Regions from separate parts of the Homo sapiens genome. Here region 2 is linked to region 1. Evidence: read pairs that join two places in POLR2A ChIA-PET (ENCODE). Cell type or tissue: Panc1. All regions are shown on one strand. Each heading gives the region's core, and the rest is flanking DNA. Links, peaks and the distances in the headings are about the cores only.

Region 1 (5,258 bases), core at 1-5,000:
TTGAATTCCTGACCTCAAACGATCCACCCGTCTCAGCCTCCCAAAGTGCCACCGTGCCTGGCCATACATGCTATTTTACATACTGCCTAGAAGAATCTGCGTACTTGGAACTTTGGTTTTAATGTTGCATGGATATTCCAGGAAGAATTTTGTTGTTTAAGAAAGCTTTTTTCCTCTTAGTAGAAATAGCCAAAGATCCAGCTTGTGGAAGTGTAAATAACCTCTTTCCCCACCACTCTGCTCACTTTGTTTCCTGTGATCCCAAGGATCACATTTGTGGAATGTGCTTGTTCTCAAAAGCAGCCATTCTGTTTTGTGTTCCTCACACCTTGTGAGTCAAGAAAAGGGTCATAGCTGGATGCAGTGGTTGCTCATGCCTGTAACTGCAGCTGTGTGGGAGGCTAAGGCAGGAGGATTGCCTGAGTTCAAGGCTGCAGTGAGCCATGCTTGCACCACTGCACCCCAGTCTGGTTGACGGAGCAAGACCTCATCTCTTTAAAAAAGAAAGAAAAAAGTCATTACCATTATTATTACCTAGGCCTCCAATTAATTATTAAAAGATTCCTTGACTAATGGGAAATGATTGAACCAGAAGAGGGTGGTTTTGAGTGATACCTTCCTCCATGGTGAGGTGCTATCTTTCCTCACCACAGCACATCTCCAGTGACTTTAGTTGTGAAAGATCCGTAGAGAGTCTCCTCAGGATAGCATTAGGTACCAGTTGCAGTGCTGGCCTGCCCCTCATGTTGGTTTTTTCCTTTATTTATTTGAGACAGGATCTTGCTCTGTCATCCAGGCTGGAGTGCAGTGGCAAGATCACAGCTCACTCCAACCTCTGCCTCCTGGGCTTAAGCAGTCTTCCTGCCTCAGCCTACCAGGTAGCTGGGACCACAGGCATATGCCATCATGCCTGGCTAATTATTTTTGTATTTTCTGTAGAGACAAGGTCTCGCCATGTTGCCCAGGCTGGTTTCGAACTCCTGGACTCAAGCAGTCCTCCTGCCTCTGCCTCACAAAGTGCTGGGGTTACAGGTGTGAGCCACTGTGCCCAGCAGTTTCTTCCTTTAGATATGAGGGCATCCCCAGTTAAGTCAGTTGACATGTCCGCTTTTGTTAGTTCGATGAGTTTAACCCTCAGCGGATAGCTTTCTGTCAGCTGCCTCCAAGCAGTTCAGTGTGGCAGCCTTGAATGTGCTGGAGGCTGGAGTTGAGCAGCTCTCTGGGCCAGACGCCTCATCTGGGGAGTCCTTGGAGCTGGAAGTGGGAGGTTGTTGGGGGACAGGGTGGATTGTAAACTTTGCAGTTCAGCCCAGGACTCTGGTCCTGGTACTGACTGCTTGTTTCCTTGTTGAAATAAGATAAAGGAAATAAAGACCTAAACACAAAAGGGAGGAAATGAGTTATTACATAACTCTAGGGAACGAATTATGTTTTAAAATGAAACATCTGCACAAGACTCTTGGGTAAGGGGATAGTATTTTATTTTATTTATTTATTTTTGAGACAGAGTTTTGCTCTTGCTGCCCAGGCTGGAGTGCAATGGCGCGATCTCAGCTCACCGAAACCTCCACCTCCTGGATTCAAACGATTCTCCTGCCTCAGCCTCCTGAGTAGCTGGGACTACAGGCATGGGCCACTACGCCCGGCTAATTTTTTGTATTTTTAGTAGAGACAGGGTTTCACCATGTTGGCCAGGCTGGTCTCAAACTCCTGACCTCAAGTGATCCGCCCATCTCAGCCTCCCAAAGTGCTTGGGATTACAGGCGTGAGCCACCTCGCCCAGCAGGGGATAGTATTTTAGTGTCTTGTTTTTCTTTGTGTCTCTTAAACACCTAATTCAGAGTTGACCCTCAGTCATAGTTAGAATTAAGCTGTTTTCTCTCTATAAAAATGACCTAAACACACACCTAAACGAACACCCCCTAACCCAGAAGCTTTTTTTGTTTGTTTTTATAAGACGGAATCTTGCTCTGTCACCCAGGCTGGAGTGCAGTGGTGCGATCTTGGCTCATGGCAACCTCTGCCTCCCATAACCCAGAGGATTTTAAACCCATGGGTTAAAATCTGCTTTATAATAATCCAGGGCCCCACTTCATGGGCCTGAATCTTTTGGACTGGACATCTGTCCAGAATGGGCTGTAGCCCTGCCCTCCCCAGACAGAGCCAGGAGGGTGAAATATTCCTATAGCCCAGACAGACCCTCCCTGGTCATCACACCTATGCCAGGTTCCCGTAGGGGGTATAGAGGAGAGAATTTGGGGTCCAGGGAACGTTTGCCTTCTCACCTGCCAGCAGCGCTCTTGCCAGGACCTCGCGGAATACCTGGTGAAGCCCTGGAAGCAGTTGCAGAGCTGTAGTTTCGGTGCGATGGAGGTGGGGCATTACGAGACTCAGTCAAAACCTTCCTCCTTCGCCCTCCCAAACATTTACTGAGGATAAAAGTGCAGGATGTGTTTTGGGAACGTCAGTAGTCACTGCAGTGGGGAGTAAGGCTGCAGCCATAAGCTGGAGCCAGAGCCGAGGCCCCCCCAGGGGTTGGGCTTTGTAAAGGAGCCCCCAGCAGTTCTAGAAGCGGGAGGGTAACATAATTGAGTCTGTGTTTTAGAGACCTACCCCTGGCAGGAGTGTTGATTTGAAAAATTTCCGATGACTAATGCCTGCCTGAAACCAGTACTGCTGCCTGCTGGGATGAATAGCTGTCTTTTCATGCAGGAAGAGCAGCTGTGATTATAAAAAGCCTGAACACTGAAGCCCCCTCAAGCTGTTCACGAAAGAAGTTGAAAGCACTGGTGGAACCAGGGAACTGAGTGCATCAGATTGAGGGAAATAGCTTACTCCCTCCCACCGTGAGGAGCTCCTACTACATCCTCAACTACCGTTAACTCCCACCCCTAAATGTGCCTTTTAGGCTGTTCAAATAGATAAAAATGCCAGCACAAAGCATCTTGGTGGTCCTTCCTGCCAGGCAGGCATTGTGGTATGCGAGTTCTCAGTGCGTGCACCACCCGCTCGCCTCGCTGCTTGTGCTCACCCTTTGGTCGCTAGAGAGTGCTCCGTATCCCTGGGCATGACCGGAGTCCTAAGATTTCTTCAGCCTGCGGACTGTTTATCCTTCCTTTATATATATGTATAAATTTTTAAGGGTTTAACAACATATTGAAACTGAAATACCAGACAATAATGATAAGGAAGATTGTTTCTTTTTGTTTTGGTGGTGGTGGTTTTTTTTTGTTTTGTTTTGTTTTGATTTTTGAGACAGGGTCTTGTTCTGTCTCCCAGGCTGGAGTCCAGTGGTGTGATCTTGGCTCACTGCAGCCTGGACCTCCTGGGCTTAGTTGATCCTCCTGCCTTGGCCTTCTGAGTAGCTGGGACTACAGATGTGCATCATCACTTGCAGCTAATTTTTTTTTGGGGGGGGGGGTAAGGTTATAGATTAACAGCATCCCAAGGCAGAAGAATTTTTCTTAGTACAGAACAAAATGAAGTCTCCCACGTCTACTTCTTTCTACACAGACACAGTAACAATCTGATCTCTCTTTTCCCCACATTTCCCCCTTTTCTATTCGACAAAACCGCCATCGTCTTCATGGCCCGTTCTCAATGAGCTGTTGGGTACACCTCCCAGACGGGGTGGCGGCCGGGCAGAGGGGCTCCTCACTTCCCAGACGGGGTGGTGGCTGGGTGGAGGCGCCCCCCACCTCCCGAACAGGGCGGCTGGCTGTGCGGGGGCTGCCCCCCACCTCCCTCCCAGACGGGGCGGCTGCCGGGCGGAGACGCTCCTCACTTCCCAGACGGGGCGGCTGCTGGGCGGAGGGGCTCCTCACTTCCCAGACGGGGTGGCCGGGCAGAGAAGCTCCTCACCTCCCAGACGGGGTGGCGGTCGGGCAGAGACACTCCTCAGTTCCCAGATGGGGTCGCGGCCGGGCAGAGGCGCTCCTCACATCCCAGACGGGGCAGCGGGGCAGAGGCTCTCCCCACATCTCAGACGATGGACGGCCGGGCCGAGACGCTCCTCACTTCCTAGATGGGATGGCGGCCGGGAAGAGGCGCTCCTCACTTCCCAGACTGGACGGCCGGGCAGAGGGGCTCCTCACATCCCAGACGATGGGCGGCCAGGCAGAGACGCTCCTCACTTCCCAGACGGGGTGGCAGCCGGGCAGAGGCTGCAATCTCGGCACTTTGGGAGGCCAAGGCAGGCGGCTGGGAGGTGGAGGTTGTAGCGAGCCGAGATCACTCCACTGCATTCCAGCCTGGGCAACGAGCACTGATTGAGCGAGACTCCGTCTGCAATCCCGGCACCTCGGGAGGCCGAGGCAGGCAGATCACTTGCGGTCGGGAGCTGGAGACCAGCCCGGCCAACACAGCGAAACCCCGTCTCCACCAAAAAATACAAAAACCAGTCAGGCATGGCGGTGCGCGCCTGCAATCCCAGGCACTCGGCAGGCTGAGGCAGGAGAATCAGGCAGGGAGGCTGCAGTGAGCCGAGATGGCGGCAGTACAGTCCAGCCTCGGCTCGGCATCAGAGGGAAACTGGGGAGAGGGGGAGGGGGAGGGAATTTTTTTTGTATCTTTTGTAGAGACAGGGTTTTGCCATGTTGCCCAGGCTGGTTTCGAACACCTGGGCTCAAGCGATCTGCCCGCCTTGGCCTCCCAAAGTGTTGGGATTACAGGCATGAGCTACTGCTCCTGGTGTTTTTTATTTTTTAGAAGTTTTTTTCTTAACTCTTCCAGCTCTGCTGTTTACTCTTGACCCATGCTTATTTAATTGATGCTTGAACCAGGTACAGTGAAGTTCAAGTCCATTCCTCACCCCTTAGTAGCTCTTGGGATAGTTAATCTCCTTGGTTCTGAGTTTCCTCATTTATAAGATGTGAACAATAACCTGATTCACGGGGTTGTAACATTTAAAGGACGTCTAAAGCTGGGCATGGTGGCTCCATACTTAGAAGGCTGAGGCAGGAGGTCAAGGCTGTAGTGAGCTATGATCACTGCACTCCATCCTGAGCAGCAGAATGAGATTCTGTCCTTTTAAATTTTTTAAAATATGTTTTTGAGACAGGGTCTTGCTCTGTTGTCCAGCCTGGAGGACAGTATCTCGATCCTGGCTCACGGCAACATTGCAGTCTGGGGCTCAGGTGGTCTTCCTGCTTCAGCCTGTGGAGTAGACTCATGCTGCCATGCCCAGATAATTTTCTGCTTTCATTTTTATAGAGATGGAGTCTCACTATATTGCCCAGGCTGGTCCTGAACTCCTGGGC
Region 2 (5,482 bases), core at 223-5,222, 58 kb before region 1:
CATTAAAAGCCTAGCCTCTGAGTTCCTGGGGAGGCTGATCAGAGCAATCATAAACTCCTGTCCTTCCAGTTGGCCAGCCTTGCATTAATTAAACTTTCTCATCTTTTTTGGGGGGTGGGGTGGGGGTGGAGTCTTTCTCTGTCACCCAGGCTGGAGTGCAGTGGCACGATCTCGGCTCACTGCAACCTCCACCACCCAGTGATTCTCCTGCCTTAGCCTGCTGAGTAGCTGGGATTACAGGCACCTGCCACCATGCCCAGCTAATTTTTTTGTATTTTTAGTAGAGACGGGGTTTCACCATGTTGGTCAGGCTGGTCTTGAACTGCTGACCTCATGATCCACCCACTTTGGCCTCCCAATGTGCTGGGATTACAGGCGTGAGCCACCGCACCCGGCCAATTAAACTTTCTTTACTGCAACAATGCTGTCTCAGTGAATTGGGTTTATCTGTGCAGCGGACAAGACGAACTCCTCAGGCAATTTCACAAGCAGCTCCATGGATAGGTCCACACGGAGGGTAACAGTGGCTCCCAGCCACCCCGCAGTCTCCCAGGCAGGAGAATGAGCCATCTTGGAGGTGGGCCTTCCAGCCCAGTCAAGGTATCCCAGCTGATGCCACATGGAGCTAAGAGATGGCCCTGCTGAGCCCACAAAATTGCAATACTGTGGCCAGGTGCGGTGGCTCATGCCTGTAATCCCAGCACTTTGAGAGGCTGAGGTGGGAGGATCACTTGAGCCTAGGAGTTAGAGACTAGCCTGGGCAATACAGCAAGACACCATCTCTATTAAAAAATATATATAGGCCAGGCACGGTGGCTCATGCCTGTAATCCCAGCACTCTGGGAGGCCAAGGTGGGTGGATCACCTGAGGTTGGGAGTTCGAGACCAGTCTCCTAGCCAGGAGACCAACATGGAGAAACCCCGTCTCTACTAAAAATACAAAATTAGCCGAGAGTGGTGGCAGGCGCCTGTAATCCCAGCTACTGGGGAGGCTGAGACAGGAGAATCACTTGAACCCGGGAGGTAGAGGTTGCAGCGAGGTGAGATCATGCCACTACTCTCCAGCCTGGGCAACAAGAGCAAAACTCTGTCTCAAAAAAAAGAGAAAAAAAAAAAAGAAAAGGAAAGAAAAGAAAAGAAAAGAAAAAAATATATATATACACACACATATATAGCAATATTGTAAGCCAATGAACAACTATTGTTTTGAGCTACTGAATTTTGGGGTGGTTTGTTATGATCAATGACCGGAAGACAGTGTGACACGTAAAAGTAGGGTGGTACAGAAACAAAAAATACACCTGGCATTGGTTTGGGGACCAGAGAGTAGAAAGGACCTTGACAAAACTGTTAGTGAAAGCTTAAAGAACAGTGAGGAAATTACTTTTTTCTTTTTTTTTCTGAGATGGAGTTTCACTCTTGTCGTCCAGGCTGGAGTACAGTGGCACATCTTGACTCACTGCTCATTTGCCACCATGGCCGGCTAATTTTTTTGTATTTTTAGTAGAGACAGGGTTTCACCATTTTGGTCAGGCTAGTCCCGAACTTCTGACCTCAGGTGATCCACCTGCCTCGGCCTCCCAAATCACTGGGATTACAGGCATGAGCCACCACATCTGGCCCAATATAGAGTTTTTTTATTTTTATTTTTTTTATTTTTTGTTTTGTTTTGTTTTTGAGAGAGTGTCACTCTGTTGCCCAGGCTGGAGTGCAGTGGTGCGATCTCAGCTCACTGCAACCTCCACCTCCCGGGTTCAAGCAATTCTCCTGCCTCTGCCTCCTGAGTAGCTGAGATTACAGGCATGCACCACCATGTCCAGCTAATTTTTTTGTATTTTTAGTAGAGATGGAGTTTCACCATGTTGGTCAAGCTGGTCTCGAACTCCTGACCTCAGATGATCTGCCTGCCTCGGCCTCCCAGTGCTGGGATAACAGGCATGAGCCACAGCGCCCAGCCCAGGAAATTACTATTGGAAGCTGAAGAAAACAAGGCCCAGTTATGTAACCCAAGTGAGATATACTGGAACGCTTGTTTTAATCACCTCTCTTGACTTCATCAGTGCAGGAGGGATTCCTGACCTAGGATTATGGCAATGGCTGAACACAGGACACCCGAATCTGGACAGAAGAGATCCAGAGCAGTTTATGAGTCACATGTACTCACAGCTCAGGAGAGGAGGACACACTCTGCAGGGCCACACAGGGCTTGTGCCTGGTACCAGTGGACCACAAGAGGCTTTGTAGTATCAAGAGGGTAAGGGTGGCCGGGCGTGGTGGCTCATGCCTGTAATACGAGCACTTTGGGAGGCTGAGGTGAGTGGATCATTTGAGGTCAGGAGTTCAAGACTAGCCTGGCCAAACATGGTGAAACCCCATTTCTGGCCGGGCGTGGTGGCTCACACCTGTAATCCCAGCACTTTGGGAGGCTGAGCCGGGTGGATCACGAGGTCAGGAGATCGAGACCATCCTGGCTAACACGGTGAAACCCCGTCTCTACTAAATATACAAAAAATTAGCCGGGCGTGGTGGCGGGCACCGGTATTCCCAGCTACTTGGGAGGCTGAGGCAGGAGAATGGCGTGAACCCAGTAGGCGGAGATTGCAGTGAGCGGAGATCGCGCCACTGCATTCCGGCCTGGGCGGCAGAGTGAGACTCTGTCTCAAAAAAAAAAAAAAAAGAAACCTCATTTCTACTAAAATATAAAAATTAGCCGGGCATGGTGGTGAGTGCCTGTAATCCCAGTTACTTGAGAGGCTGAGGCAGGAGAATCACTTGAAACCTGGAAATGGAGGTTGCAGTGAGCCGAGATCGTGCCACTGCACTCCAGCCTGGGTGACACAGCGAGACTCATCTCAAAAAAAAAAAAAAAAAGTTGAGGTGTCCTCTGGTTTCGTGGTGTATGTGATTGGCTTGTTTTTATAATTCCATGGGCTGGCAGGGAACTGAAACCAGCTACTCAGGGGGAAGCAGGAATTGTACCCGGTCCACCTGATAAGGAGGATTGCTTGGCACTTGGCTAGAGTACGTTATGTTGAAATGTTGAAAATGCCAGCTATTTTCTTTCTTTTTTTTTTTGAGATGAAGTCTCACTCTTGTCCCCCAGGCTAGAGTGCGATGGCGCGATCTTGGCTCATTGCAACTTCTGCCTCCTGGGTTCAAGCGATTCTCCTGCCTCAGCCTCCTGAGTAGCTAGGATTACAGGCATCTGCCACCACCGGCTAATTTTTGTATCTTTAGTAAAGACGGGGTTTCACCATTTTGGCCAGGCTGGTCTTGAACTCCTGACCTCAGCCTCCCAAAGTGCTGGGATTACAGGCGTAAGCCACCGCGCCCGGCCAACCAGCTATTTTCTTTTAGCTGCTTATGATAAAATTCAAGATTATAATGAGTGAAAAAGGAAGGATTCAGGTCTCAGGTAGAATTACGAGGGCATATAAAGGAGCCAGGATTTGCTGGTTTCAAACATATAAACTATCATGTAATTTCTTTCTTTCTCTTTCTTTCTTTTTCTTTCTTTCTTTCCTTCTTTCTTTCTTTCTTTCCTTCCTTTTTTCCTTCTTTCCTTCTTTCCTTCTTCCTTTTTTTTTTTTCTGAGATAGGTTCCAGCTCTATCACCCAGGCTGGAGTGCAGTGGCACAATCTTGGCTCAGTGCAACCTCTGCCTCCCCGGCTCAAGCCATCCTCCCACCTCAGCCTCCTGAGTAGCTGGGACTACAGGTGCAAACTACCATGCCCGGCCAATTTTTGTATTTTTGGTAGAGATGGGGTTTCGCCCTGTTGCCCAGGCTGGTATCCAGCTCCTGGGTTCAAGCAATCCTCCCGCCTCAGCCTCCCAAAGTGCTAGGATTACGGGCGTGAGTCACTGCACCCCACCTAATTTCAGTTTTTGTTTGTTTGTTCCTTTTTTTTTTTTTTTTTGAGACCGAGTCTCGCTCTGTCGCCCAGGCTAGAGTGCAGTGGCGCGATCTCTGCTCACTGCATCCTCTGCCTCCCGGGTTCAAGCAATTCTCCTGCCTCAGCCTCCCAAGCAGCTGAGACAACAGGTGTGCACCACCATGCCTGGCTAATTTTTGTATTTTTAGTAGAGATGGGGTTTCACCATGTTGGCTAGACTGGTCTCGAACTCCTGACCTCAAGTGATCCACCTGCCTCAGTCTCCCAAAGTGCTGGGATTACAGGCGTGAGCCACTCTGCCTGGCCCTAATTTCATTTTTTAAGCAATGAGGTTAGTTTCTTTTATTATAAACTTAGCCTCGCAGTAAAAGATTTTAAAAAATATCTTGGCAGTTTTTGCGCCTAGGACAGAAACTGGCATGGTGCTTATCCACACTGACATCTGAATAAATGCGGTCTGAGACCTGTTCTTCTTCTATTTCTCAAGTTGCTGCCTGCAAACGGACAAGAATCTGTTACCTTGAAGAGAGCAAGAGCAGAGCATGTGACTCCAGCAAAAAGTAGGGCATCTGGGGAGCTGAGATGACTGAAAGCCACCAGGAAGGTACTTTCCAGGCAGTTAAATTTTTTCTTCTGGTATCCCCACTCTCCTCCATCAGCCACAGATTGCTCCCTAGAAGAGGTGATCTGTGATGCCAAGTCAGTGATGCTCAGGGCTGGGTACTATGATCTTCCTCCAGGTGTCAAGGAACTTGCAGGAAATCGTCAGGCCAATTCGGGCTGCCACGACGAAGCAAGTGAGGCTCATAAAAGTAGTCACCCAGCCAAGATTTGAACTGTGGTCTCTCTGAGGATAAACTCATGCTCTGTCAACTACATCAGGGGGTTTCAAGCTTTCTCCCAAAGGCCTTGCCCTGTGAATACCAGGAAACCCATAAAAGTCCCAGATCTCAGATGAGGATAGAAATACATGCCATCATTTGCATGTTACAATGCAAAACCTGTGGTACTCACCTGCTTCAGCAAGCAGGATGGTGTGTGGATGCCCTCAGACCACTCCAGTCTGACCTGGGTACGTCGGAGCAGCTGTGCTGGACCTCCACCCTACAGGCACTTTTGCAGTGTCATTCATTCAACCATTATTTATTGAGGGCCACCATGCTCCGGGCCCTGGCATGGTGGACTGTACGCAGGGAGGCAGCCTGGGCACAGGGAGGCAGCCTGTGTACAGGGAGGCAGCCTGGGTAGAGGGCGGCAGCCAGTGAGGCCAGACTGCCTGCATCTGCAGCACGTTCACCTGTGTGATGCTGAGTGTGTGAATTACTGGTCTGTTTTCTCTTCTGTGGGATGGCAGTAACATAGGCTTTCTCCTCCCAGGGTGGCCAGGAGAAATGGATGAGTTAAGGCACGTACACAGTGCCAGTCATATAGCAAGCAGTCTCATTTCTTTTTTCTTTTTCTTTTTTTTTTGAGACAGGGTCTGGCTCTGTCACCCAGACTGGAGTGCAGAGGTGCGATCTTGGCTCACTGCAACCTCCGCCTCCCAGGCTCAAGCCATTCTCCCACCTCAGCTTCCCACGTAGCTGGG

Evidence for each region. Peaks named below come from ENCODE experiments on the same cell type or tissue, not always from the same donor. Only the 100,000 strongest peaks of a DNase experiment are listed, where the experiment ranks them.
Region 2: POLR2A ChIA-PET joins it to region 1 with 8 read pairs; 14 of 35 experiments call an interaction of 5 or more read pairs at or near these places.

Annotation. Positions count from the first base shown.
Region 1 is chr22:42,606,417-42,611,674 of GRCh38, reverse strand. All of the region lies in intron 1 of POLDIP3 (DNA polymerase delta interacting protein 3), which reads left to right. It overlaps LOC124905127 (a long non-coding RNA gene), which reads left to right. Exons shown (of 2, transcript XR_007068118.1): 2 at 2,713-2,940. Among named protein-coding and RNA genes, the nearest start is that of POLDIP3, 5.8 kb to the left of the region's middle. In Panc1, for the core only: no CTCF peak of the experiment used is centred there; no DNase peak of the experiment used is centred there; H3K27ac peaks cover 689 bases.
Region 2 is chr22:42,664,665-42,670,146 of GRCh38, reverse strand. No RefSeq gene overlaps it. Among named protein-coding and RNA genes, the nearest start is that of CYB5R3, 18 kb to the right of the region's middle. In Panc1, for the core only: no CTCF peak of the experiment used is centred there; no DNase peak of the experiment used is centred there.